Regions from separate parts of the Homo sapiens genome. Here all the other regions are linked to region 1. Evidence: chromatin contacts called from ENCODE Hi-C or POLR2A ChIA-PET data. All regions are on one chromosome and are shown on one strand. Each heading gives the region's core, a stretch centred on a gene start or an enhancer-like site at or near the end of the contact. The rest is flanking DNA. Distances are from core to core; before and after follow the strand shown. Region 1 holds the start of KLHL20 (kelch like family member 20). Region 2 holds the start of BLZF1 (basic leucine zipper nuclear factor 1). Region 3 holds the start of METTL18 (methyltransferase 18, RPL3 N3(tau)-histidine). Region 4 holds the start of SCYL3 (SCY1 like pseudokinase 3). Region 5 holds the start of GORAB-AS1 (GORAB antisense RNA 1).

Region 1 (5,488 bases), core at 2,231-4,730:
GAGGCAATCAGATATGCATTTATCTCAGTGAGCAGAGGGGTGACTTTGAATAGAATGGGAGGCAAGTTTGCCCTAAGCAGTTCCCAGCTTGACTTTTCCCTTTAGCTTAGTGATTTTGGGGGCCCAAGATATTTTCCTTTCACACACCCAATCTAAATAAAATCTATTTCATGTGTATTTTCCACTAGAAATTCAGGCTCCCGAAGGGCATAGTCTTACTCAGGTGGCAGAAAAACTGTAATTACTGCAAATGCCAGGTTTACCATAAACACATCTCTAAATGGAGTTCTCTAGGTCTTGACATAAATAAAAAGGGTTGATTCACACTGAACTTCTCCACTTCAAAAAGAAACAGAGTAGCAGAAGCACAAACCAGATTGCAGTGGGTTGGGGAGTGAATCACAGATATACAAAAATAGGAGGGACTGCTCTTATCCTGGACAGGAGTTTTAAAATCAGTCTTTGGTTAGCAGCATTTTTAGTAACATTTTTATACCATATAGTAACATTTTCATACCTATACTATGAATTATAAAAATAGTTTAATTCATATTACGGAAAAAATAGGAGTCACTTTGAAGGTATCTTTTACAATAAGCAATTCACAGAAGGGAAATCTGAATGCCACTTTCACATATGAAAAATGTTTGAACAGTAATGAGAGAAATAAACATTTAAACCACAGTGAATTACCATTTTATACCCAACCAATTGGCAAAAACAAATTTAAAGTTGGAAAACACCAACTGTGATGATAATATAGACCAACAAAAACCCTCAAACACTTGTAATGGAGAGACAACACAGCACTGTAGCTGAAAGCACAGACTCTAGAGCCATTGTGTATGGTTTCAAGTTATTGCTCTACTTCATAACTAGCTGTGTGACTTTGGGCAACTTACATAACATCTTGGTGCCATCTGTGAAACTGGAATGATGATAATAGATCCTACCTCGAGAGGACTAGTGTGAGTATTGATGAGTTACTATAACATGCTACATAAGTATTTGCTAGTATTATTATTACTGAAATAGAATAATGACTTTAGAGAGCAATTTGACTAGTGCTAATACAGTTGAAGCTGTGCATAGCATACAACCCAGCAATTTTGCTTCTGCGTGCACACCCCAAAGAAACACCTACAGGTGTACACAAGGAGGTATATGCAAGAATTTACATTGTAGCACTGTTTGTAATGGAGAAAACTGGAAATAGTCAAAATATCCATCTGCAGAAAAAAATGTTTTAAAAAATCTATGGTATATTCATATAATAGAATACTATAAAGCAGTGAAAATAAATAAATTAGTGCAGTAGTTCTCAAATTTTACCATGCACTATAATCACCTGGAGAACTTGTTAGAACACAGATTACTGGGGCCCACCTTCAGTTTTTGATTCAATAGGTCTGTAATGGGGCTCAAGGGTTAGCATTTTCCAAGTGATGTTGATGCTGCTGGTCCAGGACAACACTTTGAGAATCACTGAATTGGACCTTCATTGATCAACATGGACAAATCTTACAAACAGAATGTTGAGTGGAAAATGGAAGTTGCAAAAGAATACATATGCTTTGATACCATTTATGAAAAGTTTTAAAATATGGAAAAGAAATCATTTTACTGCATATGTATATATATCACATATACACATGCAGTAAAAATTTTCAATAAGATCACAAAGCTAGTCAGTTACAGGTCTAGGATTTGTACCTATGTGTATCCGTGAAATCGCCTTTGCAAACTGAAACCCCCTTTGCAAAAATTCTATCAGTGAGAAAATTATAGCAGTGGAGGAGATCTGATCTAGCCAAACCCCATCTTGCCTTTAGCTTTCAGTCTGTCCTTAATTATTCCTGGGCTTAAGCCAAGATAACTTTGGGAGACATTTAGTTTAATAGTTTAAATAATTACAGTCCTTCCCCAAAACTCAATTGCCTTTGTAAAGCTAATGAGAGACCACCAGACAACGGGGATAGATGAGCCTGAATTCTGTTAAGTGTAGACATAAGTGATTGCCAGCCATTATTCCAGAGGTCACAAGATATGCAACTTCCCCAATTACTCCTACAGATAACATCACTATTGTAGAATCTAGGATTGGCCTTTTTGGGTATATTTTTAAGTTTTTTGCATGTTTGACTACTGATGGCTCCACCTGGACCCACCAACTGTTCCTGTGGCTCCACCCAGAAACAACTCAGTAGGCAGGAGGACCATCTCCCATACCCCTATGACTGCACCAGTCAGCAGCAAGCACCCATTGCCTAGCCACCCCTACCCCTTTCCCCAGACTACCTTTGAAAAGAAACCTAGCCCCCAAATGCTCCAGGAGGCCGATTTGAGTAATAATATAACTGATTTGAGTAATAATAAAACTTCTTCCATTTTTCCACTCGATGTTGTGTAAAACTCTTTCTCCATTGCAATCCCTATACCTTGATAAATCATCTGTATCTGGGCAGCAGGCAAGAAGAATCCACTGGGCCACTATATCTGGATCTAAAGGCCATGTATTTTCCACTACAAGCTAATTAACAAGAGGTATCCTTTCCCCTCAGAAACAACTGGACACACCTGTGTAGATTCTACATAAAGAACAGCTAAAGAAAATCTGGTTAATACTTAGCCTAGTATACTTACCAGGAAATCAGCAACAGTCTTTCTCTGATATTCCTGAAATTGTAATCCCCACCTTACACTTGTATCACTTGTTTTCTAAATATTAATATACGGTAAAAATCAGGTGGCTGTGTGCTATGGGAAAATCTGGAGGAAAAGATAATTTTAAAAATATACTTTTTTGGCTCTGCTTGCTACTGAAAAAAAATTTTTTTAAGAAAATATACTCTTCCCTCCTTAACATTAAAGTGAATCCACAGAAGATGTGTTTGGTGAAGTGTCTGGTGGTGAATACTAAGTAGAAAGGGCAGACTAACACAGCCTTAGAGCCTGGATAAAATCCTGGTGTCCTGAAAGTTTGACCGTGGGAAATCTGGAGGATAAGGTCTATCTCTGGTCTGTCTATCTAACTTCTGCACCTTGCACATAGTAGAGGCCTGACAGATACATGCCAACCCATGTGTGCATGCAATAATTCAATCCACAATTAGGAACATTGTGCCAAAAGGAGACCCACCAACTAAAAAGAAATACAAATTCTTAGCTTTCTGTGACTACCCTTTACTGCCTTTGCTGGCGAAAACAAAGAAGAAAAGAGGAGGCTTCAGTATTCAAATACTGCCAGTTCCGCAGTGAATTCTAAAAATGGTTACTCTTGGGATACAAGGAACCCCCACGAGGATAAACAACCTCTGAGGTTACCTGAATGCCCCAGCAAAGGGCACGACTACTTCCGGAGCCGCACCGGAACCCCTTGGCGGATTATGTGGGTTCCTGCGGGAACGATTTAAGAATAGGACTACTTCCTGCTTCTGGATATGGGCCGGTGAAGGGAAAGGAAATAGCTCTACGAGCGGCATCCTGCCTGCGTTAGCGGCGGTGGAGGAGGAGGCAGAGAGGAGTGGAGGGCGGAGTAGACGGAGGAGGCTGCTGCAGAGAAGAAAGTGTCAGAGCCGGTAAGTGAGCCAGTCACCTTAGAGCAGGGGACAGCGGACAGCGCCCCAGGGCTCGCTTCGCAGATATGTGGTCCCAAGTTGCTGAGCTGCCCCATGGGGTCAGGTCGGTCGCCTGTCAGTCGGCGCCGAGAAGAGACTGTTGGGGCGCTGGGGCCGGGCCTCGCGGAGCGCCAGAGTGCGCTCTCGCTGGCTGACAGCCTATCTCGGGAGCCAGAGGAGGCCCCGGGCTTTGTCCTGCCTGGTGGTGCTGGGGTTTCGCATCCTGGACAGCTTCCCCAGACAGTGTTTGGAATTCAGGGAAGGAAGAAAGTACGTGCGCCCCCATTTAACCCTCGGGACCTGGCGAAATCCTGCTACGTGGGTAGTGAACATTGTATCGGGGACTGAAGGAAATGCTTGTAAAGAGTGTTAGTCTGGAGCCATACTTTCCCTGCCCTGTTCAAGCTCCCTGGACTGTCGGAAGCGGAGTTGTTTGTAAAGGCAAATGCAGACGCCTCCTCCTCCTGTCACTTCGGGACAAGTTAACAATCTTCAGATTCGTTATTAAAGCCTCGTGTACCCTATGTGATCTATCAGGTTAGTACTGCTGTGGGTATCTGGTGCTTGTTCTGTAAATATACTTGATGTCGAGATCACAGTTAAATATCTCCAAGCACTTTTTGAAGAGAAACAAGACTGACCTAACAGTCGGGACTATTTAGCATACTTTCCCTCACCTTTACTTTAATCGTTTTAGCATGCAGAGTAAGGATGGTAATCTTAAATGTACTAGATTAAGTTATTGTGCATCTGCAGAAGGCCTGTGGTATAATAGGATATGAAACTCTTGATAACTGACGAAATGAGTGAAATGATTATATAAAGATTGTTACTGTAAAGATCAGAAATAGCTTTTATTAAGTTCCTGCTTTTCTGTTGTCTTAGGTTCGGCTTTAGAGTGTGGTGAAGGGTACTTTTCATGGTGCATGGAAGGAAAGCCAATGCGCAGGTAGGCATTTAGGAAGAAAACCTTTGGTTTCACTGATTAAAATTCAGCATGTAATAATTTAAATTTTTAAAAAAGAGTTTCAATCTTACTAAATTCTGCTTGGAACTAATGAGTCTTGTTCTACAATAAATCAAAAGTAATATTAAGAATTAATAGCTTTTTAATAGAATAAAATACAGAAGTTGTTTCTGAAAAGTGCTGTGGATTGTATGTAGTGCTAAACACTTAAATTTTCCTTTTTTCATGTTTTTTACAGTAAATAATCATTAAGTTCATTATGATACTATATGGATTTATTATAATCTTCAGTTCCCTATAAAATGTAGAGGATTCTGTTCCCATGTAAGAATCATAATTATTTATAATATACTGTACTGCATGCCTAATTATGGTTTTGGTTATTTCCTTGATGTTCAATCATACATTTGTTCTGTTAATTAAAATAGCTGCATTGTAGGGAAGATTGTATAAGGACTAAAATAGGTATTAGACATAATAACTTAGTCCATAGAAAAATAGAACAATGTCTGGGAAAATATAGACAATAAATAGGCCCTCCCAACCCTAGAATTTAATAATGTTTTTTCTCATTTTGTTCTAACAAATGAGACTAGAATCTTTATGATACAAAATCATCCCAGTTCTATTTCTTTGGTTTTTACATTTGTTTTCTATTTATTGAACTCTATTTAATCATTTGTTATTTAACATCAAAGATAAACAACTTCTGCAGTTCTTTTAAGAGAAGAAACATTTTATAATGGGAATATGACTTATAACTCAGAACTTGGAGCAAGAACCAGAATGTATATCTTTATCCAAATCTGTTATTGGTTTATCAATTGACCTTGAGCTGTTCACCTTCTCTGTACCCCAGTTTACTTCTTTAGTGTATCTGATCAGGATATTGGGGATTAATGAA
Region 2 (5,488 bases), core at 1,957-4,456, 4.3 Mb before region 1:
GCTCCTTTAGATAACATCACTATTGTAAAACCTAAGATTGGTCTTGAGATATTTTCCAGGCTTCTGCATTCTGGCAAACCTCCTGATGCCACCCAGATACATGCCTCATACCAAGAAACTGACTCTACTAGTCCTATGACTCTCACCTAGACAACTGACTCAGCACAGGAAGACAGTTTGGAAACACCTATAAATTCATCCCCAACCAATCAGCAGCGCCCATTCCCTACCAACCTGCCCACAAAATTATCCTTGAAAACCACAACTTCCAAGCTGTCAGGGAGGCGGATTTTAGAAATATTTCCCATCCTTCCACTCAACTGCCTTGCCTCCATTAAACTCTTTCTCTGCTGCAACTCCTGCATTCTCAATGTTTGGCCTTTCTGGGAAGTGGGCAAGAAGAACACGTTGGCCTGTAATAGGAGAATAAATAAGTTTGGCAAGCAACAAGAGGGTGCAAGTATTCTGTGTAGAAGGAATTGCAAGTGCAAAGTAGAAAGAGGAGGCATACTACCAGTTTGAAGTTGCTTGGTATGTTCAATGAAAAGCAAGTAGCTAAAAGGCAAGAGAATTTTTTTTTTTTAAGTATGGAAAGGGAAAGGCAAAAGCTAGACAGAAAAGTGCTTGTTCATGGAGGAACTTGTGTGCCATTCTAGACATTTTACTGTAGGAAATAGGGAATCTAGAGTTTTAAGGAGGTGAGTAAATCAACAGGTTGGGTTTTTAAAAATTCCTTCTTGTGGCAGAGAAAATAATGGATTGGAGAATTTCCAGACCAGACTGTAAAAGTCACTATTAAAATAATCACGAAATGAGGAGATGACAAACTAAAATTTGATCTAGTGAACAACTGAATATGGGAGAAATAGAAGAGGGAGGAATGTAGGATAACTCTGATTTCTAGTTTAGGTTATAATATAGTAGTAGCATTATTTAACTTGGTGAAAATAGGAGAAACCAGGAGGAAAGATAGCAAGTTCAGTTTTGGTCATATTAAGTTTGAAGGACATTTGAGACAGATGTGTCCGGGAAGCAACTGAGTTAGGCATTAGTAGATCTGAGAGGAAAATTGAAATTTAGAAGCAAAATCAAAGGTGTTAGTAGAATCCATGTGAGTGGACAAAATCACCCAAGGAAAATGTCTAGACTAAGAAATGAAAGTAATCAAGGAGTTAATTCCAAAGAATGACATTCAAAAACCAGGCACAGCCAGTAAAAGGAATTAATGACTATGAACCTCAGTTGTCACAAAGAGACTAAGTAATGTAAATTTTGAGAAGTAATTACTGTATTTGGTATTTAAAAGGCCATTAGAAACTTAAGCAAGAACAACTTTCTTGAAGCCATTAAAGAAGCCAGACAGAAGACTTTTGTCTGTTTGATATAAGTAAAAATAATATCCTTTCAAGAAGTTTACTGATAGATAGGAGGACTAGGAAATAACTGGATAAACACAGGATGGAGGACATGGTTTTGCTTTATTTAATTTTCATAAGATGTGTGACTTGAGCACTGAAGAGAAGAAACTGGAGAGGAAAAGGCTGAACGCACAGGAAAGAAAAAAACAACTGGAAGCGAAATGTAACAGATGGAAGCAAATGAGATCAAGAGCAAAGATGGATGGATTATCCTTTAATATCCCTTTCTCTACACTAGAAATACAAGACTAAAGGCTCGGCAAAAATATAGAGCAATGTGTAGGTTGGGGGCATGAGGTTGAAGAAATGGCCTGTTATACTCCATCATGTTTAGAAAGGAGAAATGAAGAGGGCAAAAGACAGGGTTTGTAAAGGGAAGGTTTGAAAATGTCTTCACAGAGAATGGGTCAGGGGAAAACTGGGGTAACCAAAAGGATTGCTGAGTAGTATGAAGAAACAAGGGGTGGTGGGTGAGGGCTCTGTTTCTAAATTCATAGCTATAACTATCTAAAGATCTTTCTATCCTCCAGTCCGTTATCCATAAGTGCTTAAAAGATATGGTAGTTAAGTGAATTAACTAGAACCCTCTCAAACATAGGGGTGAATTAAAATAACCTATAGGCTTATTTAAAATGCAAATACCGAGCTCCATTCCTTTCATTCAGAATTTCCAGGGGTGAAGCCCAAACAGTGAATTCCAGAAGCTCTCCAAGCAATCCCAGGAGAAATTTCTGTTTAAAAAAAAAAGAAGAAGAAAGAAAAGAAAAGAGAAAAGAAAAGCAAGCACAGACCTAGAAGGTAACCAACTGGATAGAAGAGCGCTGATCCAACATACACCTGTTAATGGCCCTCGTGGGGGCGTGGGGCAGTGCTCTGCCACTCAGAAAAGCAAAAAGACTCCAAGATCTAGGGAGATTCAGATCAGTGTTGAGACAGTCACATACACACCACCCCATACTCTTAATAAAGCGCGTTAATGTGAATCTGTGAACATGAAAAATGCCATGATGAACAATGCAAACACATAATGTTTGTTCAAAACAGGTTATTAGACTCGATGCCTTACCCTAAATTTTCTGTTTCATTACTCTAGAGACTTAGTAACATTAGTGGAATTCAGGGTGCTGTAAGAAATACGGAGAGCGAGGAGACTGCAGGAACAGCCCGTGGGAAGGGGGAAAGAGATAACGGGGAGAAGGTCGGGAGGACCGGACAACTTTAAGTGCCCATCCGCCCGAAGACTTGGAAAGCTAAGTAAGTAGGACCCCAGAGCCGTTCTTCTGGCATCCCCTGGCACTCACCATTGTCTCAGGATCTCAGCACTAGAAAATAGGTATCGTTGAGACAGGAAGACACCACCACCACCACCATCATACGGTTACTCAGGCAACAAAGCCCCGCCCACTGTCGCACGAGGCGTGGGACGCCACCGCCCCACCTCTTCGTCCTTAGTGGCTGGGAGTAATCTCAGCTGCGTTCATCCAATCGACAGACCCGCCCCTCCACGCTGTCGCCTGGGGCTACGAGACGCCATTATTCTGTTTCCGGCAGTTTTACTTCCGTTTGTTTAACAGCTGGCCCGGAAGTTTAAGTGAATATGCGGCTTGGGCTCCAAAAGTTGCTGTACGGTATTTTATTTTAAAGTAGAAATCTGTCCGCTTTTCACTTACGGAGGCCTTACAGTGTGTGTTCTGTGTTACTTGAGTTTATACGCACTGCAGAATTTGTTTACCCTGCTCTTTTGGAAACGTATTCCGGAAGCGAAACCCTGAGTAATCGGAAGTGGTTAGGAGTGAGAGAGCTGCTGGATATGCGGAGGGACTGGGCGGGTCGGCTTCCGAATGGAAGAGGTCTGTGAGAAGTTAACCTGGTGATACCGATCCGAAGAGCCTATCAAGTGAAGCCCCCTGAAATACGGAGAATAAGAATCTTAGAGGTAAATCCGAGGACAAGCAGGTATAACTAAGGATGTTGGAAAGGGACGGAGGTCTGGCTGGAGCTCGGTGGCCAGTAGCTTTGGATTTAGGGAAAGATTGTTCCGGGAAGACTTTTTCAGACAGGGATGAAACTTAGGTTTCGACTTCCCCGGACAGCAAAGTTGACAGGCTTGTCGCTTCCCGGCCTATCGCTTTCATACCTGCTCACTCCCCCTACTTACTTCTTCACCCCCTCCGCTTCATTTGGCATTTGCCAGCAGGCACTCGCTGTGCCTGTACGTTTCGCAGAGCAGCTATCAAGGGCAGTTTCAGGGATCGTTACTCTTACGAAGGGTTTTTTGGATACCTCTTTTCGGAGCAGTAGAGTGTAAGTGTAGAAAAGTTTGTGACTGTTAAGAAAGTTAGTCGTCGGGTTCACTAATTGAACTGAGTTGTATCTAGTACTGAGAACGATCTTTTTTTGTAGTGAAACCAGTTGTCATCTAGTGTACAGTTTGTCATATTTATATCATTGCAGTAGCATCACCTTCTTATATGTTCTCTGGTAAATCTGAGTCTGTACTGTAAGACAATGTATACATTTCTGAAAGCATGGGCTCGATATGTTTCTCTTTTTACTTTTGGAGCTACACTATTTTAATTTTAACTTTTTATTACCAAAAAAGTATAAATTATGTTATCTTGAGTAATATTTTTTGTCGTTTGTTAAACATCTAAACAGAAGCTCCTTTTTGATATGTGTGTGTGTGTATACAAATTGTGTCGGTATGTCTCCTAAGAAAGTAATTACTTTAAAATTCCTCTTGTCATATGGATGACAAAACCACCACAGTAACTTCATTCCCTTTGCTTGGCTAAAATTCAGGACATACTTCTGACAATTTAGAGTGTATTGGTGAGGATGGTGAAACGGAGTATTTAGAAGTAAACCACCCCTAATTTTTTTTTTTGAGACTTTTAGTAGACATAACAATGCCTTCTGTGAGAATGGGATATAAGGGACATTTCTCTTTCTAAATGCATGCGTACTAAATACAGAAGCAATTAAAATATCATAACTTTTAAATTGGAGGTACTCTATGTGTTTATATGATATTTTTAAAATTATTTCATATGCATACATTTCTAGGTTGTTCAGCAGAAGTCTTGGAGTGCATTTTCAGTGGTTAAGGTGAAAAAATGACTACTAAAAATTTAGAAACCAAAGGTAAGTGGCTTTTTTATAATTGTTTTTAAAACATGACATTTATGACGATGTGAAGGAACGTTTGAGCCAGATAACTAGATCTCATGGACCCCCTTGGGAATCATTTGTTATTTCAGATCCCTTTATGTTTATTTTTTAGTGCAGTGTTTATATTTCAGTACTTTAGATGTACAAGTGAAATTTAACATCATTAGTTAGAATTTATTAGGTGACTACTCTTAAACATTTAATGTTAATGCAAAGTTTTTAACAGCTATATTCCCTATACACTAGAAGATTACGATTTAAATAAGAATACACATTTTAAAGATTTAAGTAGATAGACAAAGCAACTAGGGTGTATCAAAGATCTCTTTCATGTTGTATTAGTTTGCTGGGGTTGCTGTAACAAAGTACCACAAACTGCATGGCTTGAACAACAAAATGTATTCTCTCAGTTCTGGAGGCTAGAAGTCCAAGATGAAAATGTCAACAAGGCTGTGCTCCTTCGGAAGGCATTAGAGACACTCTCCTAGCTTCCAGTGGCTTGCTGGCAGTCTTTGGTGCTCCTTGTCTTGTAGACGTACCACCCTTATCTCCGCCTTCATATTCACATGGCATTCTCCCTATGTGCATGTTTCTGTGTCTAAATTTACCCTTTTTATAAAGACAGCAGTCATATTGAAAAAAGGAACCCAGTCTACTCCTGTATGATTTCATCTTAACTAATTACATCTGCAGTGATCCTGTTTCCAAATGAAGTCTCATTCTGAGGTAGTGGGGGGTTAGTACTTCAACAAATAAAGATTTGGGGGACACAATTCAACCCCTAAATTGCTAAATACAGTAGTCACTTTTTAGTCCTAGCTGATTTGTCCTCTCTAATATTTAATACTGTTGACCATTCCCTGCCTTTTGAGATACGTTCTTTTGATGACTTCCATGAC
Region 3 (5,488 bases), core at 1,697-4,196, 3.9 Mb before region 1:
TTCCTCCTACCAAGACCGCAGGATCTTTTACTTGGCTATAAGGGGTAAACCTCAAGTAGTACAAGTTCTCTGTATTACTTTTATACTCTGTCACAGATTCCCTTTGTTTCCTCATCTCCATGTGAATTTAGTTAAATTCTCAGCATTCTGATCCTTACTATACAAGGTAAATGAATATAAAAACAAAACGAAACAAAAACCTCTTCCTATTTACATAAGGCCCCAACCTAATATTTAGTGATATATATTAATGTGAACAAGGAACTAACGAAGACTGGGAAGAAATTCACAGACTTGAGAGAAGAAATGGCAGGATTTCCTGGGAACAATTTCATGTAACGTCAAAGGTGGTAAAAGGTCAAATAGAATGAAGATGGAGAATACCGGATTTTCTTACAAAATGATTTCCCAGGAGATCTCATCAAATGCACGAGGATACCTTCTCAGTTTCACCTAGTGAGTAAAAGACTGGTAACATAGCTCACTTACAATTTGGATAAACAAAACTAAACAAACAACATCAAAATTTCAGAAAAAATAATAGCAAAACAGAAATCAAACACTCAAATTTTTGGTCCTTCTGTTTATTTCATTTTGGATACTCAGTGAATGTTAATTAACCAGGAAACTTAAAAGTTATTTCAATTATGAACCTCTTCAATCCTTCATCAATTATTTTGAGTATTCTGGTCTTAAAAACATCTCTTTCTTCTACAAACTTCTGAAAGAGATGAACACCTCCACCTACACCAAAATAATGTGCTTTGCTGGCCAAAAGTACACGTCCATTTTTACTTAACAGTCTAAGGAAAGTCTGGTGCAAATTACTATAATAATCTGGGTTGTAAATGGTTTCTGAGGTGAGAATGAGATCATATTTTACAAAAAGTTTTTCACTACTTAGTACAAGCTTACAAAACTCAGACCACTCACCAGAAAAAAATCGGCATTTATATAGTTGTGTTACTTTTGGTTTCCTGCATCTTTTCACATCTGGCTCATTTACATCATTTTCTTCATCTTCCAAAGTGGAGTTAGCTACTACATTAGGTAAGGTTACTTCATCAATCACCATACTGTTATAATCTTGAAAGTGAATTTCTTTGGACCCTCCCTTGAATGCAGTTATACCTAGTAAACCTGATCCACAACCAAGATCCAAGACTTTTTTCCCAGCAAATTTCACTTTGGCCTTTGTGAAATAAGCCAGGAGGTCAAAGGTACATTCCCAGATTTTTAAGCCTCCCTCATAAACACCTGTAATCAGATCAGAGTGAGAAGAAAAGCTTTTTGAAACTATGTTTTCTCCAGGGAAGTTCTCTTTCAACAAGATGGTTTTCACTACTGATAACTTAACATGCTGGAAACCTGGTAATGTTTCTATGACTTTATTTTCTAACATCTTCTTTAAATCTTTAGGCATAGCATGCTCTTTGGCAGCTCTCAAGGAGGGCTGTTTTCCATGTGGCTCCAAGTTCCTTGAACTGCTGGCTGCACTGAGTGGACTGTCTGTGTCTTGAGAGGGAGCTGCATTTTCCATTGACTTATGTTCCCACAAGTGATCCTGAGGCAAGTCAAATTGTTCTGCAGAACATTTTCTGTCCCTCTCTTCTCCTTTTTGACTTTCTGAGACTGACAGCTCTTTTGAGGAATCCAGGGTCAAAGCTCCATCTCTAATGGGTGTTAATTCATTTTCCAGATGGTCTTCTATAGTGAAATTAAACTGAAAGGTCATCCTCTTATTAAATGCACACAATCTTTAAATTCAGATTCTTCAACTTCTGGATAGAATTTGATGATACACACAAATCTGCCTCAATTATTCAATTAGTTTTGTTGGGCCCAATTTCTCTTTAGCAGCTTATACATGGTAACAAATATTTAGAGATATTTCCAAATGACTTTTTAGACGTCTTTGGTCCTCTTTCCAAGCAGCTCTGGAAAGAAAAAAAAAAAAAAAAGAAAGAAAATGATGATTAAAGCAAAATGGCACATTTCACTAAAGTGTAATATTAAACAGCCACCCCCACCCCTCCCTGTCCCACCATACAGCTGCTTTTTCTTAAAAAGTTGTGGGGAAGAGAGAGAGATAAGAGATTTGGACACTCATACACACCTTAAGGGTTCCAAAGTGGGAGAAGAAAATCAACTATAAAAACAAACAGAAGAACAACAGCAACCACCACCACTACCACCTGGACAAACATAAAGTCCAAGATATTCAGACAGGACAGCCTAGCTACTTGCTGTCTTTCAGCTGTCTTGATTTGTGTCCAACCATATTCACCCCCTAAGCTTCCAGAATAACTTCACTTCTGTCTTTTACAGAAGAGGTGCAGTATTTTATTTTGGTAAGTCAGCGTCCCTTTAAAAACATGCATAGGTATGGCCTGGTGTGTGTAAATTCATCCAAGACTTCACTCCAAACATTTAGTCGAGAACAGCAGCCCTAAGTGTATAGAAGTGGGGGTAATTTGGCAATAATTAGTAAAGACTAATTCGGTGGCAGAGCAAACGCAAACTAGGGCACTGCAGTAGTTTGGAGAGACCTGTAGAAATAAGAAGCAACTTTATTGAGAATCTTCTATCTACTGCGCTAGACACTATACCATCTGCCTCAATTTTCACAGTTCTGGCAAGTGGGATCTTTGTTCCCTTTATACAAGATTTACAATTTGGGGGAGAGGCGGGTCACCCAGTCCCGCGGCTAGGAACGCGCCTCTTTCCTCTCCCATCACGCTGCAAGGCTTGGAGTCACTTCCGGCTGCAGGTCCCGGAACAAATCCGACCCCAGAAGTGGGGACTTCTGGCCCTCACCTCCCCATTTGAATGTAATGTTTACAGTGATCCAGACCTGGGGATGCTTGCTTCCCGACGTGTCCTGGGATCGCGCTTCTGAAAAAGCTCACCTCACAACGCCTCCTCCGGACCTAAATCGCGCACCAGTGAGTCGAGTCCTCCAGGGGCTAGAGAAGCCCGACTTTCTTTCCGGCCTTGAGGGACCCGGGCTCACCAAGAAACCAGCCGCCCTCCTCTCTATGGTTTTGGAGCCGGCGGAGAGCGCGCAAGGGTTGGCGGGACTGCGAGTTTCCGGTCTGGGCTTTGGCGGGTCTGGTTTGAAGCTCTCCTGTTTGACGAAAGTATGTCTCAGGAAGGTGCGGTCCCAGCTAGCGCGGTTCCCCTGGAAGAATTAAGTAGCTGGCCAGAGGAGCTATGCCGCCGGGAACTGCCGTCCGTCCTGCCCCGACTCCTCATATCCTTCCTTGGTTGTCACTTCTACCTAGAGAAGGGTGTGGGCGGGTCGCGAACCTTTCTCTTCTGTCCCTTCAGACCCACCGCCAGGCTGGGTTATATTACCGCGGCCTGAACCCCCTCTTTTCTTTGTCAGTGAGTGGGATGAAAAGTGAGGGACTGGAGGGGAAGCGACAACCGTGGTAGATTTAAGTAAGGCTTTGGCCCTGGAAAGCCTCGCGGACGTGTTCTGACCCAAGGTTTTAGCAGTGGATGTGGCGTTTTCTTCCATTCCTTCTTTCAGTTTTTCTGTACTCGTTGCTTGCAATTAAGTGTAAATACTTTTGCTAGTGGATAATGGGGGAGGCAAGGACTGAGACCTGCGGTATGACGATAGCTCTGGCTCTTAATAGTTTGAGGTAAAGCGAGATACTCTGAGCTTTTGTCTCCCGTAAAAAGGGTGGTGAATATGAATAAGGGCTTTCTTAGCGTTATAAGAATTAAAGGGCATAGTTCTGTGGTGTGAAATCTTTAAAAGATGTTCAGTAAATAAAAATGATTTTCCTCCTTCCCCTCTCAGACCTCTTTTTCTTCTTTCTTTCTTTTTTTTTGACAAGTTCTCACTCCTCTCACCCAGGCTGGAGTCTTTCTGAAAGAGTTCTTCCGCTTGTTGTTGGCTTTCAACTGTTGGATTTGAGGCGCTTAGCGCCTTCTTCGTCCGGGTGCAGCACATTCTTGATTGGTCTCATGCCTTTGTGGTTGTAAATGTGCCTGGAATCCTAGCCTTTCATGGTAAACCATATGTATATGTATCTTTTTCACAACATTTGAGCCCAGCTTTATACAATTACACTCAAAAGAAAAAAAGTAACCTTCACTTGAGAGAATCTCAATACTGCACAAATATTGTGCAGCTAAAGCCCTATGTAATCACATAGAAGTCATTCACCTAGGCATTAGCAAAATCTCAGAAGGTGCCAAAGCCCCCTTTTTTAGTTTTTGTGTAGGTACAGAACTGCCGTCTTCAAGGAGTTTCAACTTGAAAACAAATAGCCACCCTCAAAACATTCAAAAACACTTAAACTGCGTGCATAATGTGTGTGAGACATGGTGTTAGGCTTTGGGAGAACAGAGACACGGAACGTGATTCCTCTTCTTCCCCACAAGCTTATAGAGAGACTTCATTAAGTTGAAAGTCAACATTCCCACCTAGCTTTGCACTTCAAACGACATATTCAAAAAAGCCCAAACTTCCTCTAGTTTTCTTCATCTGAGTAAATGGTTTCACAAACTGAAACCTTGAATCCTCTCTGTCTCACACACCCGATCAGTAAGTTCTATTGTTTCTGATTCCAAACTATGTCTTGAATCAATCCGTTTATCTCCATCCTCATTGCTACCACTCTGATTCCAAACCCTTATCACCTCTCACTTGGAGTATTAATAGTTTCCTTGTTTCTACTCATAATTCATTATTCCAAAAAAGTTAAGAGGGGAAAAACATAGATCTCGTCATTTCCCTTTTTAAACCACTTTACCTTCAAGGTTCCAGGTGATCTAAGCCTTGCCCTTCTCTCATACCTAGTTAATTAACTACACTCTGTTCATGAATACATTAGGCTCACCTACCTCAAGATCTTTTTGCTCAGCCTGATTTGTTCTCTCAGCCTTTTGCATATTTCATGTTTATGTCTTGGCCCAAATGTCACTTCCTTAGAGGGGCTTTTTCAGAGCCTTCAATCTTAGGCAGTTCCCCCAAACGCAGTCTTACACTTGTATCACATTGGCCTGTTCAGTTTTCTAAAAAGCACATTACCATTAAAAGAAATGCTCTTGTTTGCTTTGTATATTTTCCACTTCTACACATTATGTTGCAAAGTTCATAAAGGCAGGATGTTGATTTTCTTCACAGCGTTACCCTCAGCACCTAGAACAGTGCCTGACACATAGTAAGCATTCATTAAAGGGCTAAAAATATTTCATGTTTTAAAAATACTTGGGAGTCTAATTAGACAATACTTTTTTTCAGCTTAATGGTAGTATTTTAGCTTCACTATTTTAACAAATGAAAAATTTGCAATAAATCTACAATGCCATTACCCCCCAAAATCTTTTTCATGTTTTGCATTTTACGTATTATTTTCCAGGCCTTACCTGCATGTCTGCATAATCATAACTGACTAATTTTGGAACAGCTGGTAATTATTTGAGCTTTACTGAAATTTTTTCATGAGGCCAATTCTACCCTACTGAACTC
Region 4 (5,488 bases), core at 1,392-3,891, 3.8 Mb before region 1:
TTTTAAAAAGCAAACACTGGGACCGTAGCTTAGTCATACTTAGGGGGCACATTACTACTATCCATCTCAAGACTACCGGAAGCCCAGCCTCAAATCTAATTCCACCCAGATACCCTAACATCCCATTGACACCCTTACAACCAGCCCCCTTTTCCTCAGGTAACTTGAATGGGTCTATGTTCTTTGAAACTAATTGCCATTTCATAGGCAGAAAGCTCTACTTGGTCTCCAACTCCTGCCTGAAAAGCCAGTCAGACTGGAAGAGTGAGTTACAGAAGTGTTACTTTGAAAGTATCTGAAGCTAGTCTGACCGTCTCTCTCTCACCCACAAAACACAGCTTTCCAAAATCAACACACAATTAAGAGAAAAGCAGAGAATAAGGGACTGTATATTAATGAATATCTTCTTCGCAGGAAATCATGCTGTTTATTTAAGTGTTAATATTAATCCTCATGGGAGATAAGACTGCCACCAGGATTCAGGGTCAGTGCTCTGGCTGATGAATGGCAGTCACCAGAGGCAAGAGAAAGGAACATTTAATTTACTTAGCTATTTCTAAATAGCAAAATACTTCCTTGTGGGAACATTGGCCTTGCAATAGCTATTAACCTTAGATTTCATATGAATTCCACTATAATTAACAAAGTTATAAAAGCATTAGGAAGTAGTTAAAATTCATTTTTCTTACTGTATTTTAGGTCTAAGACTAAAAAAATCACTTAAAAATTAAAAAGGGATGACTCAATTTCTTGAGAGAACTGGAAAGGATGCCATTTTCTTGTTTTGAAAGCATGTTAACTTTGACAGAAGTCCACTGATACCATCAGTGTAATACTGACAGTGGTAAGATTATATTGTATGTTCCCAGTGCAAACTTTATTGGGGGAAAATTAAAAAGGTGTGCTGATTATTGCAATTTGAGAATGTTTTGAAGCAGTAATTCTTCACACTAATATATCTAAAGAAGCACAAATACTGTTATATGAAGAAGTTTTTTTGTTTGTTTTTTGTTTTAAATAGAGATATGGTCTTGTTCTGTTGCTGCTGGCCTAGAGTGCATTGGCGCTATCCTATCTCACTGTAACCTGGAATTCCTGGGCTCAAGCTACCTGCCCTCCCCAGCCTCCCTAGTTGCTGAGATTACAGGCATGTGCCACCATGCCCGCCAGTGCTTTAAAAATGATAATTCAGCTAAAATTGATTTATTGAAATGTAAGAAAAACACTTGGCCTTCCAAAATGCTTTCCTGTTGTTTTGAGGACGGGGAAAACACAAAATCTTGCTCATTAGCTTTGAAATTAAAAAGTCACAAGAAGGTAGAAAAGGATATCCTAGTATCCCGTAATAGGTATTTCGTAGCACTTAGCATCTCCACTCTATAATAAAATGCTGAGTTGACAGTCTCTGACTTGAATATGCATCAGTCTTCCCTTTAATAATCTCCCTCCACTCTTTTGCCTACTTGGGCAGCACATAAAATTTCTGGACCGCTTGTAGATTAAGAAAACCCTTGTCTAGGTCAAAGGGCAACTCATACACTCAACTAAGAAACCCGTGTGCTCTATGGAAATGTTTCTACCAAATATTTTCTTTTCCCAGCAATTACTCGAGACTACCTTGGTCCTAGCTCCCTTAGCTTGAAAGTTCCAAAGATAATGGCTTGCACTCTGAGTATTAAGGATGCACTGTACTGGCTGATATTCTGGTATCCAGCGGTAACGTTACTCCGGCCCTTGCTTTCGTGTTTCAGGTATATATTCCCTCTGCGGAACTCAGTCCAGCATTGCTAGCTGACAAGCAATACACAATTAAGTCTTTATGGACCAAAATAATTGTGATTTCAGCTCAAGATACATTTTATAAGAACATGGGTCCCTAAAAACAGCAGTTAACAGTGACCCCCAAAATTCGAGACCCGACTCCGAGAATTTCACATGGATTCCTGAATATGCTCTTCCGAGAAATGTTTCATCTTTATTCTAAACAGAAAGCACTATGCCAAGACAGGAGCCAGCTGGGCCTTGGGGGACGGGCACTGGTCTTGGATCAAGAATGAGGCCGCCTTCCCGAGGGCGGGCGCGCCCCCAGGATCCCCCCGGGCTCGGGCACTGCCGCCCCGGGACAGTGACCCGCCCAGCCGAGCACCCTCGCCCTGCTTGCCGCGACCCCGCGGGGTCACTGAAGGGCCGAGGCGCCGCTCTCGCTTCGCTGGCCCCTCACCTTCCACACCTCCCTGCGAGGACCGACTCCGCGGCCGCCTTGGAGAGCTCTGGCCGCGGGCGCCTCACCCGTCGGGGGCCGCCCGCGAAGCGCAGATTACAGGGCGCCCCACAATCAGCAAGGGGAGGCTGCTCCGAAGCTGAGAGCACAGCTCAACCGGCCGCCGGCGCCGCGCCGAGCTCGCTCCCGCGCGGGCCCCAGAGCGCAGACCCGCGAGCGGGGCGCGCGCCCGCCGCCTCCTCCCCGCCCGGCCCCTTCCCCCACGGCGCAGTCCTGCAAGGACTGGGGGCGCAGCGCAGGGCTCCCTGTTACCTGCAGGAAGGCGGCGGGGGAGGAGGCCGAGGGTCTTGGCTCTGGTACCCTGTTGGCCCCCCTGTTGACACCAACCACCCCTGCCTGCCTGTAAGGCTGTGGCCACTACACCCACAATCTTCTGGGGGCCGGGTTTCTCCTACACCATAGAGACGGGTCCGGAAACGGGACAGAAGGCCCACCTTCCTCCCTCCGACGCCACCAATGAGGCCAACTAACCAGGAACCGAGGTAGAGAGGCCGCACAGCTGAGTCTCAGGCCGGTGCCATCTTAAGTGTGGGCGCCGCGACGATACCGAGTTTCACTCACTGCCCCAGTGGTCTAGTTAGTCCACGAAGATGCCCCCTTTCTAGATGTGTTGGTCGAATGCTTAAGTTTGTCTTGACTTGAATTTTTAGGCTTTTAACAGCACAGTTTTAATTTCATTTCCGCCCAAATCCAAAATGGCTGCTGGCCACTTGTAGCAAACAGTAGAGGTGCAGGGCGGAGAAAAGGAGTACGGGAATTAGCGAGGACTTTCAGGAGAGTGACGTCACTCAACCTGTAGCTTTGATTGGCTGGGCTGCGAGGGTGGAGTCGTGCAGAGCCGCTGCTGGCGGAGGTCGTGGTGATCTCGCTTGATCTTTGAGAGGGAAGGTCCTGAATCACATTTCATTTAGCAAAAAGTAATATTTGAAAATTTTAATATTAATGCAGTAGTTTTGCCCCCCTCCATGCTTTCTGCAGTGTCAGTTACCTGTGGTCAAACCTTGGTTCAGAAATGTTAAATGGAAAACTCCAGAAATAAACAATTCTTAAGTTTCAAACCGCCTGTATTCTGAGTAGCCCGATTAAATCTCGGGCCATCCACTCTGTCCCACCCTTGACGCGAATCATCTGTCGCAGGTAGCCGCGCTGTGTACAGTATCCACTCATTACCCACTCAGTAGCTGCTTTGGTTAACAGATGCACCCGTAGTATAGCAGAGATAATGAGAGATACCACCTGCTTATGTTCAGGTAACCCTTATTTTACTTAATAATGGCCGCAAAGCACAGGAATTGTGCTGACAATTTGGATATGCCGAGGAGAAGCTGTAAAGTGCTTCCTTTAAATGAAAAGGTGAAAGCTCTGGACTTAATAAGGAAAGAAAAAGAGTCATATGCTGAGGTTGCCAAAATCTATGATAAGAACAAATTATCCATGAAATTGTGAAGAAGGAAAAAGATTCGTGCTAGTTAACTAAGCACCTATCATGCACTGTGGCTGTAACTTTTGTAGTTTGAGGTGCAACAGCAAAAGACGGAAAAGGCATTACATTTGTGGGTGGGAGACATGAACAGAAAACGTATTTCAGCTGACCGCAGTAAGTTTTGCCAGAAAGTGTTGAGCCTATAGGAAGACTTAAGAAAGGGATCCCCTGAAATTAGGCACACCAAGCTATTTACTGCAAGTAAGGGATGGCTACACAGATTCAGGAATAGGTTTGGACTGAAAAACATAAAAATAACTGGAGAGGCCACATCTGCTGATGAAGAAGCTGCCACATGTCTGGCAGAGTTGAAGACATTGGTTAAGGAGAAAGGCTTCCAGGAGATTGATGGATAAGTTAGGAAAATCATTCAGGTAGCAATGAAACTGCCTTTGCAAAATTATGACTAAGGCAGTTAAAGAGATCCAATTTAACCAACTCCATCTTGTCCTTAACCTCCATGCTATCCTTGTTCATTCCTGGGCATAGGCTGAACTAACTTTGGAAGGAAATTAGTTTATAATTTACAGTTTAAAACAAAAACAATAAAAGCCCTTTCCCAAAACCAACCTCCTTCTTGCCTGGGGTCTAGACTACCAACATTAGCCACAAGATTAGAAATTATGGTTTGGGAGTCATGCAGCTGGAGGCCACAAGATTCTGACCCTCCCTAAACTGCTCCTGAGATCAGTGCTTCAGATGTTTTGCAGACCCTGCACTTGATGGATCAGCTGGCAACACCCAGATGATAAACTGGCCCATCTGATCTTGTGACCCCCACCCAGAACTGACTCAGTTCAAGAAGACAGTGATGCCCCATAGTTTCATCTCCGACCCAACCAATCAGCACTCCCTGACTTACTGCCCCTCCCCACCCACCAAATTGTCTTTAAAAACTCGACTGCTGGAGGAGACTGATTTGAGTAATAATAAAACTCTGGCCCCCCACACAGCCAGCTCTGCATGAATTCTTTGTCTATTGCAATTCCCCGTCTTGATAAATTGGCTCTATCTAGGCAGACGGCAAGGTGAACCTACTGGGCGGTTATAGCAAGACAAGTTGGTGAAAAAGGATTTGTCAATATGCTTGATGAAGAGGTGGGAGAACATATCAAAGGCCTCACTATCCATTCTGAGGACAGGTTTAACCTTCTCAAACTAGAAGCAGGGCTTAGTCACCCTGGACAGTCTCTAGTTCTGTGCCTCCTCCCACTTCCTCTATGTGGTCAGTCCAGACATCTGCCTTGTATGACCGCCTCTGGTGACCACCTCCCTATCGAACCATCAGGTACAAGCTGCTTGCTTCATCCCCTTGACCCCTATACCCCACATATACTTTGCAGATATGCCTCAGTGACCACCTCTTAGTCACAGTGGGACTAAGATGTTGGACCCAGGACCACAGTGAAGGCTTTGGCCCGCAAGTCCCTCTCTCTGTCTCGTCCCCCTCCCACTGGTTGAGCATGTGTGTCCCCCTTCTCATTGGCCCTGTGAGGCATGCTGTCCTCTTATTATGGATCTGTAAGTAATGAAACTGCTTCTATTATTTCACATGTTTTGTTCACCTCCTCTGTGTCTCACCTGACCTATACACCCACACCTGACTTGTTTCCTGGTTAGGGCTCTCCTAGAGAGTGGCTGTCTTGGTTGGAATAAACCAGACACGGGGCAGACAAGAGCCACAAATGTGCCTGCTAATATAAACAAGCTTCCTGTGAGAGGGA
Region 5 (5,488 bases), core at 1,733-4,232, 3.2 Mb before region 1:
TGCACTCCAGCCTACGTGACAGGGTGAGACCCTGTCTTTAAAAAAAAAACAAAAACACAAAAACTTAAGACTGTTGCTTTGGAAAAGCAGTAAGGAGGCTTGCTATCTGTGAGTAATATTATTATGTTTTTTGTTTACATAAAAACATATAACATGTTTTTATTTACATAATCAAAAAATACATCATAGAACTTAAAAGAAAGCTAAAGAGATATAGAAAGGGGGATTCTATGTAAATATAGATCCTAGGGATTGGGATTCCTTCACATATTTGAAGACAAGATTGTTGAAATAAAGTTGTGTATAATTTGTATACATATAAAGGCAATTAAAAAATACTGAGACCTGAGTCCTATATCATATATGGGGGTGGGACCCAAGAACCAAATTTACAGTAGAAGCTGAAAAAATTACCTTAAATCTGGATTAAAACAACTGAAACTTTAGGACCAATAAAACCAATCTGTAGAGACACTTTCTTAACTCAAGGAAGAGAAGACTTCTGCAGAACAAAGAACTTTGAAGATAAATTCCCACTTAAATATTACACAACATTTGAAGAAACTAGCCACCATGAGGGAGAGCCAACAGAAACAACAAACAGGAGATTTAGAACCTAGCAAACTGGAAATTATAACTTTTATACAGACGGATTTTATTATCTTTTACCACGTGTCACTTTCGCTTTGGTTCTCATTAAGGGCCAATGCAAAACCTTTTAAAATATCCTAATTTACATCTTTATTAAGATTACGGATAATTTTTGAAATTCCCCCAGAGTGAACTAAAGAACATTTATGTATAAAATTCAACATGGGGCACACAAGGTGGTTTACTGTTATTAGATGAACTAGATGGCGGTTGCCTGCAACTAGGAAACTGAATTAACTACCAGATTGCCACTGATCCCCATCTACTACTTTGGAGCTAGATAATCTATAACTTGAATATACGTAGTCTATATTCAGTCTATATTCAGAAACTGGTGGTAACTGTCTCCTCCAGGCATTTTGATTGTTTAATATTATAAAAAATGAGTACATATTTAAAATGACGCATCTGCAGCATCCCCAAATTTCAGAAACCACTTTAAGTTTTAAAAGCTCGGATTTACATGGGAAATTCCAAACATCCTTCACTTTTTATCACTTACTAAATCTGAAGTACTCATTTCAACTTTTCTTGACGTGTTTTATTTTGTACTTTACTCCTTTCTTTCATTTTGTTTAAAAATATCAACACACTAAAGCCAAAGTATTTTAAAATGTAAGCCAAGATGAGGTGTTTTGTTGTTCTTACTGCAAAAATAGTGAAAGAGAACCATGAAAAATAGTATAACTAGGTCTCTCTTGAATCATCCTTATCTATGTGTATTTTGACAACGCTTGCATCTTTTAATCTTTGCAACCATATTTCAAATGAGGAAATGGGATCTCAGGTTAGTGTTCAAGGCAGAACCCGAATTACGGTATTAGGATTCCAGGCAGGATCCTAAGAAATGCTTTCCCATCCCCCAGCACCGACGTTTTACAATGTCTTCTCTGAAAAACAGATTTAAAGGGGAGACTAAGAAATCCCGGCCGGGCGCAGTGGCTCACGCTTGTAATCCCAACACTTTGGAAGCCCGAGGCGGGCGGATACCCTAAGGTCAGGAGTTCGAGACCAGCCTGGCTAACATGGTGAAACCCCGTGTCTACTAAAAATACAGAAAATTAGCCGGGTGTGGTGGCCGGCGCCTGTAATCCCAGCTACTCGGGAGGCTGAGGCGGGAGAATCGCTTGAACCCGGGAGGCGGAGGTTGCAGTGAGCCGAGATCGTGCTATTGCACTCCAGCTTGTGCAACAAGAGCGAAACTATGTCTCAAAAAAAAAAAAAAAAAAAAGTAAGAAAAAAAGAAAAAGAAATCCCTTAAGAGGAAAGTTACATATTATAATTATTCACAAAGGAAACAACCCAAAGCAAAAGAAATCTGAGAGCCGCTCCGGCCTGCGAGAGACCTGGTTATGCCTGTTCCCTTTTCATCAATTATACCCCACCCCTTTTAAATGTTTCTTCATCATCAAAATCCTAAATCTGATCATTTCCTGAGTTAATCTGAAGGAGGCCTCCAGCGCTGTGCACACTCCCAGCAAAACACAAGGATTTTAGGGCACACTAAGAGCCACAGAGAGCACCGCTCCCGCCCCACAGGTACAGGACCCCAAAGGCACTTAGATCTCCCGTTTCCGCCACCGACTTGTTGCTCCTTCCCAAATACCTGTTTATCTCCACCCTTATCCCCATCGCCATTTCCCCCCTTAGCTCCTGAAGCGATTAACCAGCAACAGTGAGAAACAATGAGAGAGAGAGAGAGTAGAGGTAAGCCAGAGGAAACGAATGTCTGCGTGGCAAGGTTTCCTTAGGCAGTTTGTCAGGCACTGCTGAAGGCAGCCTGGAAGGAAGCCGGACCCTGAGGCCGGGGAGAGAGGGCCTTGTGTTTGGAGCCCGATGCACTGATTGGCCGCGGCCGGGGAAAAACCCGGATGAGCTGGGCAGCAGTGTTGGCAGTCGCGGCTGCGAGATTTGGGCACTTTTGGGGGTGCCGGTGGCCCGGGCCGATGGCGCAAGGTTGGGCAGGATTCTCTGAGGAGGAACTGAGGAGACTAAAGCAGACTAAAGGTTACAAGATGGGTTTACAGTGGTTTAATTCTTGGGTCTTAAGGGGAAGAGGCGGGGATGCAGCTTTGGCGGGGAAAGGGGGCGTGGAAGCGGCTACGTTTGTGTTAGCGGAAGGCGCTGTAAGTACGTGGACTGGATTAGGGGGTTTCAGAGGAGGACTTACTGGGAGTCACGACGGGAGGGGCAAGCCAGAGGACTGGGATCTTCTTTTAGAAAAAACGGTCCAGGAATCCACTGTAGGGATTTGACTCTTGTGAAAGGAATGGGACTTGGGAGAGGAAGTGAGCCTACAGCCGGGGTGTCTCCCTTAGGGAAGATTGCTGCAGGAATCAACGGTTGGAAGGTTAGGGTCAGGGTAAGGGAAGGAGGAGGGGCGCACACCGTATTAGAATTGTGATGAATTTATAGAAGCAGATGGTTGGAAAAAAGGAGCACAGGCGTCTGAATAAAGGCAAAAATTCGGTACTTTTCACAATTCATCTGGAGTGTTGCATTCACTTCTGGTTGCCAGATGATTTTTGCAGTACTTCCCAATTTTTGAGAATCAGCAAACCAAAAGGGTCTTTGAGAGGGTAGATGTGAAGACTTTATATGTTTATATACATACAGTCTTACTGACTTTGGAGTAAGCTAACCTTGTGCTTCTCTCTCTGGCTTTATAGAGTAATCATTGAATGGGCTTGTACAATTTTTTTGTTGTTGTGGAAGGAATTAAGTTTGCTGATTGTTGGTGGAAAACTTAGTAATATTAATTGCACTTTGCTTGTGGTTGAAATTTCGCAGTGATCTGTATGGTTATCGTGGTAGTACACACAATTTCTGTAAGAAGTGTACATCACTCTTGGTACCTTAATTCAAATACTTTATTTTGGTAGCAAATGAAGTAAACCTTTTGTTAGCGTTTGTGGGGAAATTGGATGTTGCTCTGGTAGCTTGTGCATTTTTAGCATAAATATGAGAATAATCTAGGGCAGACAAGTGGGAAAAGAAGTAAATTAGTAAGATAGGGCCAATGTAGATTATATCGACTGGGGACATTTTGACTGGTCCAGGGGACTTTAAAAACTCTATCATAAAGGTTAGGCTAAGCTATGTAGTTAACTGACTCTGTGTTGCTTGATATACTCAAATTCTTTTGCTTTGTGTTTTCAACATCCATTCACATACTTTGATATACAGGGTACAAGTGCCCTGGCCTCTGGTCTGACTCCAGTAGACTCATGAGGAGACAAACCACAAAGTTATGTGATAGTAGATATTGCAAGAACTTGCTTCAGAGACAAGAGGAACCTCACTCTGCCGGGGATTGGATGGAGCTTGGGAAGATTTCACAAAGTTTGTGTGTTAGCAGAGGCGCATTTTCCAGGGTAAAGATGACTTAATATAAAAATCTAAATTAAACAACATATTCATTATGTAGAAGTATATTTTGAAATATCTTTGCAACCGGGGGTAGATAGAGGATGGTGAGGACCTGAACTTCAAGGCCCACTGTAGTGTGGAAACCAAATCGCTAGTCCGTGACCACCTCGAGGACGGAAAATATCTTAACCTCCTTGTATACCCGTAGCTAAACACAGTGATTGGCATATAGAACTTCCAGCTCTTCCTCTAAATCTTTTCTCCTTGGATTCCTTATTTGTAAAATTAGAGGATTTGGCCCTTTAATTTTAAAGCCATTTCTAGCTGTTCTCTATCTTTAAAAATTTATTGAATAATTTAGGAAGATGGAGTTGGTTGCCAGGAAAAATAAGGACAGTAGTACTCTGGAGACCCCTGTATGGGCATTGAGGAACATAGTCAAGAAAGTTGTTAATAGTCTTGTTTATAATATTAAGAAGTTGGAAACAACCAAAGTGTCCATTAACAAGGGAATGGATAAATAAATTGTGGTATACTCATCTAGCGGGCTACTGTACAGCTGGTGGGAATATATTAGTATTAACTGTAGCCACATGCATTAAAATGTTTGTTAATACAGTATATGTAGTTACACTTGGCCCTTGAACAACACAAGTTTGAACTGTGATGGTTCACTTATACACAAATGTGCATTTAAAAAATACAGTATTTGGGGGATGCAAAACCTGAGTATATGGAGGGCCAACTTTTGGTGTATGTGGTCTTCACAGCGCCAACTGTGGGACTTGAGTATGCACAGATTTTGGTATACATGGGGATCCTGGAACCAATTATCCTCATATACCAAGGATCAGCTAGCTGTATATATAATATATACAGTCACGCACTCAATAACAGTATTTCAGTTAGCAGCGGACCACATATATGGTGATGGTCTGGTAATATTATAATACCCTGTTTTTACTATGCTTTTTCTATGTTTAGATACACAAATACCGTTGTTACAGTTGCCTACAGTCTTCAGTATAGTGACATACTGTACAGGTTTGGAGCTTAGGAGCAAAAGGCTGTACCATATAGCCTAAGTATATAGTAGGCTGTACCATCTAGGTTTGTGTAAATACACTCTCTGATGTTTGCGCAAGGACAAAATTGCCTTACAACACATTTCTTAGAATGTATCCCTTTGTTAAGTGACGTATGATTGTATATAGTGGGGAGGCGTGGGAATGTGATCAGGGAGAGGGAATTTCAGAGGTATTGGTATTTATGAAATCAGGTTAAGACAAGTTAAGCTAAAGTAACAAATAGCCCTAATAAGTCAATTGTTTAAAATAAAGATTTGGTTTTCACTCGTTTCATGTTTAATGTGGGTTTGGCAGGTGACTGTGTTGCACAGTCACTCCGTTTTTTGGTGCTGTCTTGTAGGAGTTTACCATAGTAGGAAGAAAAGAAGATTGAAAATTGA

The links. Hi-C counts contacts between places; a loop is a spot of excess contacts on that map. ChIA-PET counts read pairs that join two places held with the same protein, here RNA polymerase II (POLR2A). Pooled maps may share reads with other maps.
Region 2: a map of B cell shows a loop between it and region 1 (20-fold over the local background). The contact joins the promoter of BLZF1 here to the promoter of KLHL20 in region 1. A Hi-C loop is called at or near these places in 2 of 168 maps with a recorded cell type or tissue (B cell and CD4-positive, alpha-beta T cell) and 5 of 50 pooled maps.
Region 3: a loop to region 1 is called in a map of CD8-positive, alpha-beta T cell, with 8 times the contacts of the local background. The contact joins the promoter of METTL18 here to the promoter of KLHL20 in region 1. A Hi-C loop is called at or near these places in 3 of 168 maps with a recorded cell type or tissue (CD4-positive, alpha-beta T cell, CD8-positive, alpha-beta T cell and naive thymus-derived CD4-positive, alpha-beta T cell) and 8 of 50 pooled maps.
Region 4: a loop to region 1 is called in a map of CD8-positive, alpha-beta T cell, with 6 times the contacts of the local background. The contact joins the promoter of SCYL3 here to the promoter of KLHL20 in region 1. A Hi-C loop is called at or near these places in 1 of 168 maps with a recorded cell type or tissue (CD8-positive, alpha-beta T cell) and 6 of 50 pooled maps. POLR2A ChIA-PET finds 5 or more read pairs at or near these places in 1 of 52 experiments (OCI-LY7).
Region 5: a loop to region 1 is called in a map of CD4-positive, alpha-beta T cell, with 9 times the contacts of the local background. The contact joins the promoter of GORAB-AS1 here to the promoter of KLHL20 in region 1. A Hi-C loop is called at or near these places in 1 of 168 maps with a recorded cell type or tissue (CD4-positive, alpha-beta T cell), 2 of 37 single-sample maps with no recorded cell type and 6 of 50 pooled maps.

The regions. Positions count from the first base shown.
Region 1 is chr1:173,711,501-173,716,988 of GRCh38, forward strand. It overlaps KLHL20 (kelch like family member 20), which reads left to right and starts at 3,481. Exons shown (of 12, transcript NM_014458.4): 1 at 3,481-3,578; 2 at 4,503-4,566. The coding sequence starts at 4,544. It also overlaps a transcript of ANKRD45 not described here. RefSeq lists enhancers at 3,385-3,574, 3,655-4,024.
Region 2 is chr1:169,364,989-169,370,476 of GRCh38, forward strand. It overlaps BLZF1 (basic leucine zipper nuclear factor 1), which reads left to right and starts at 3,207. Exons shown (of 7, transcript NM_001320973.2): 1 at 3,207-3,354; 2 at 4,485-4,562. The coding sequence starts at 4,535. It overlaps NME7 (NME/NM23 family member 7), which reads right to left and starts at 2,809. Exons shown (of 12, transcript NM_013330.5): 1 at 2,720-2,809. The coding sequence starts at 2,722. RefSeq lists enhancers at 2,646-3,845, 2,785-3,286, 2,949-3,028, 3,287-3,786.
Region 3 is chr1:169,791,961-169,797,448 of GRCh38, forward strand. It overlaps METTL18 (methyltransferase 18, RPL3 N3(tau)-histidine), which reads right to left and starts at 2,947. Exons shown (of 2, transcript NM_033418.4): 1 at 2,855-2,947; 2 at 569-1,937. The coding sequence starts at 1,735. The coding sequence ends at 617. FIRRM (FIGNL1 interacting regulator of recombination and mitosis) reads left to right here and starts at 3,080. Exons shown (of 25, transcript NM_001320047.2): 1 at 3,080-3,155; 2 at 3,869-4,023. RefSeq lists an enhancer at 2,680-2,999.
Region 4 is chr1:169,891,255-169,896,742 of GRCh38, forward strand. SCYL3 (SCY1 like pseudokinase 3) reads right to left here and starts at 2,642. Exons shown (of 13, transcript NM_020423.7): 1 at 2,534-2,642. RefSeq lists enhancers at 1,810-2,397, 2,398-2,985, 2,660-3,069 and silencers at 2,080-2,139, 2,380-2,459.
Region 5 is chr1:170,529,627-170,535,114 of GRCh38, forward strand. It overlaps GORAB-AS1 (GORAB antisense RNA 1), which reads right to left and starts at 2,983. Exons shown (of 3, transcript NR_125958.1): 1 at 2,822-2,983. It overlaps GORAB (golgin, RAB6 interacting), which reads left to right and starts at 2,540. Exons shown (of 5, transcript NM_152281.3): 1 at 2,540-2,658. The coding sequence starts at 2,598.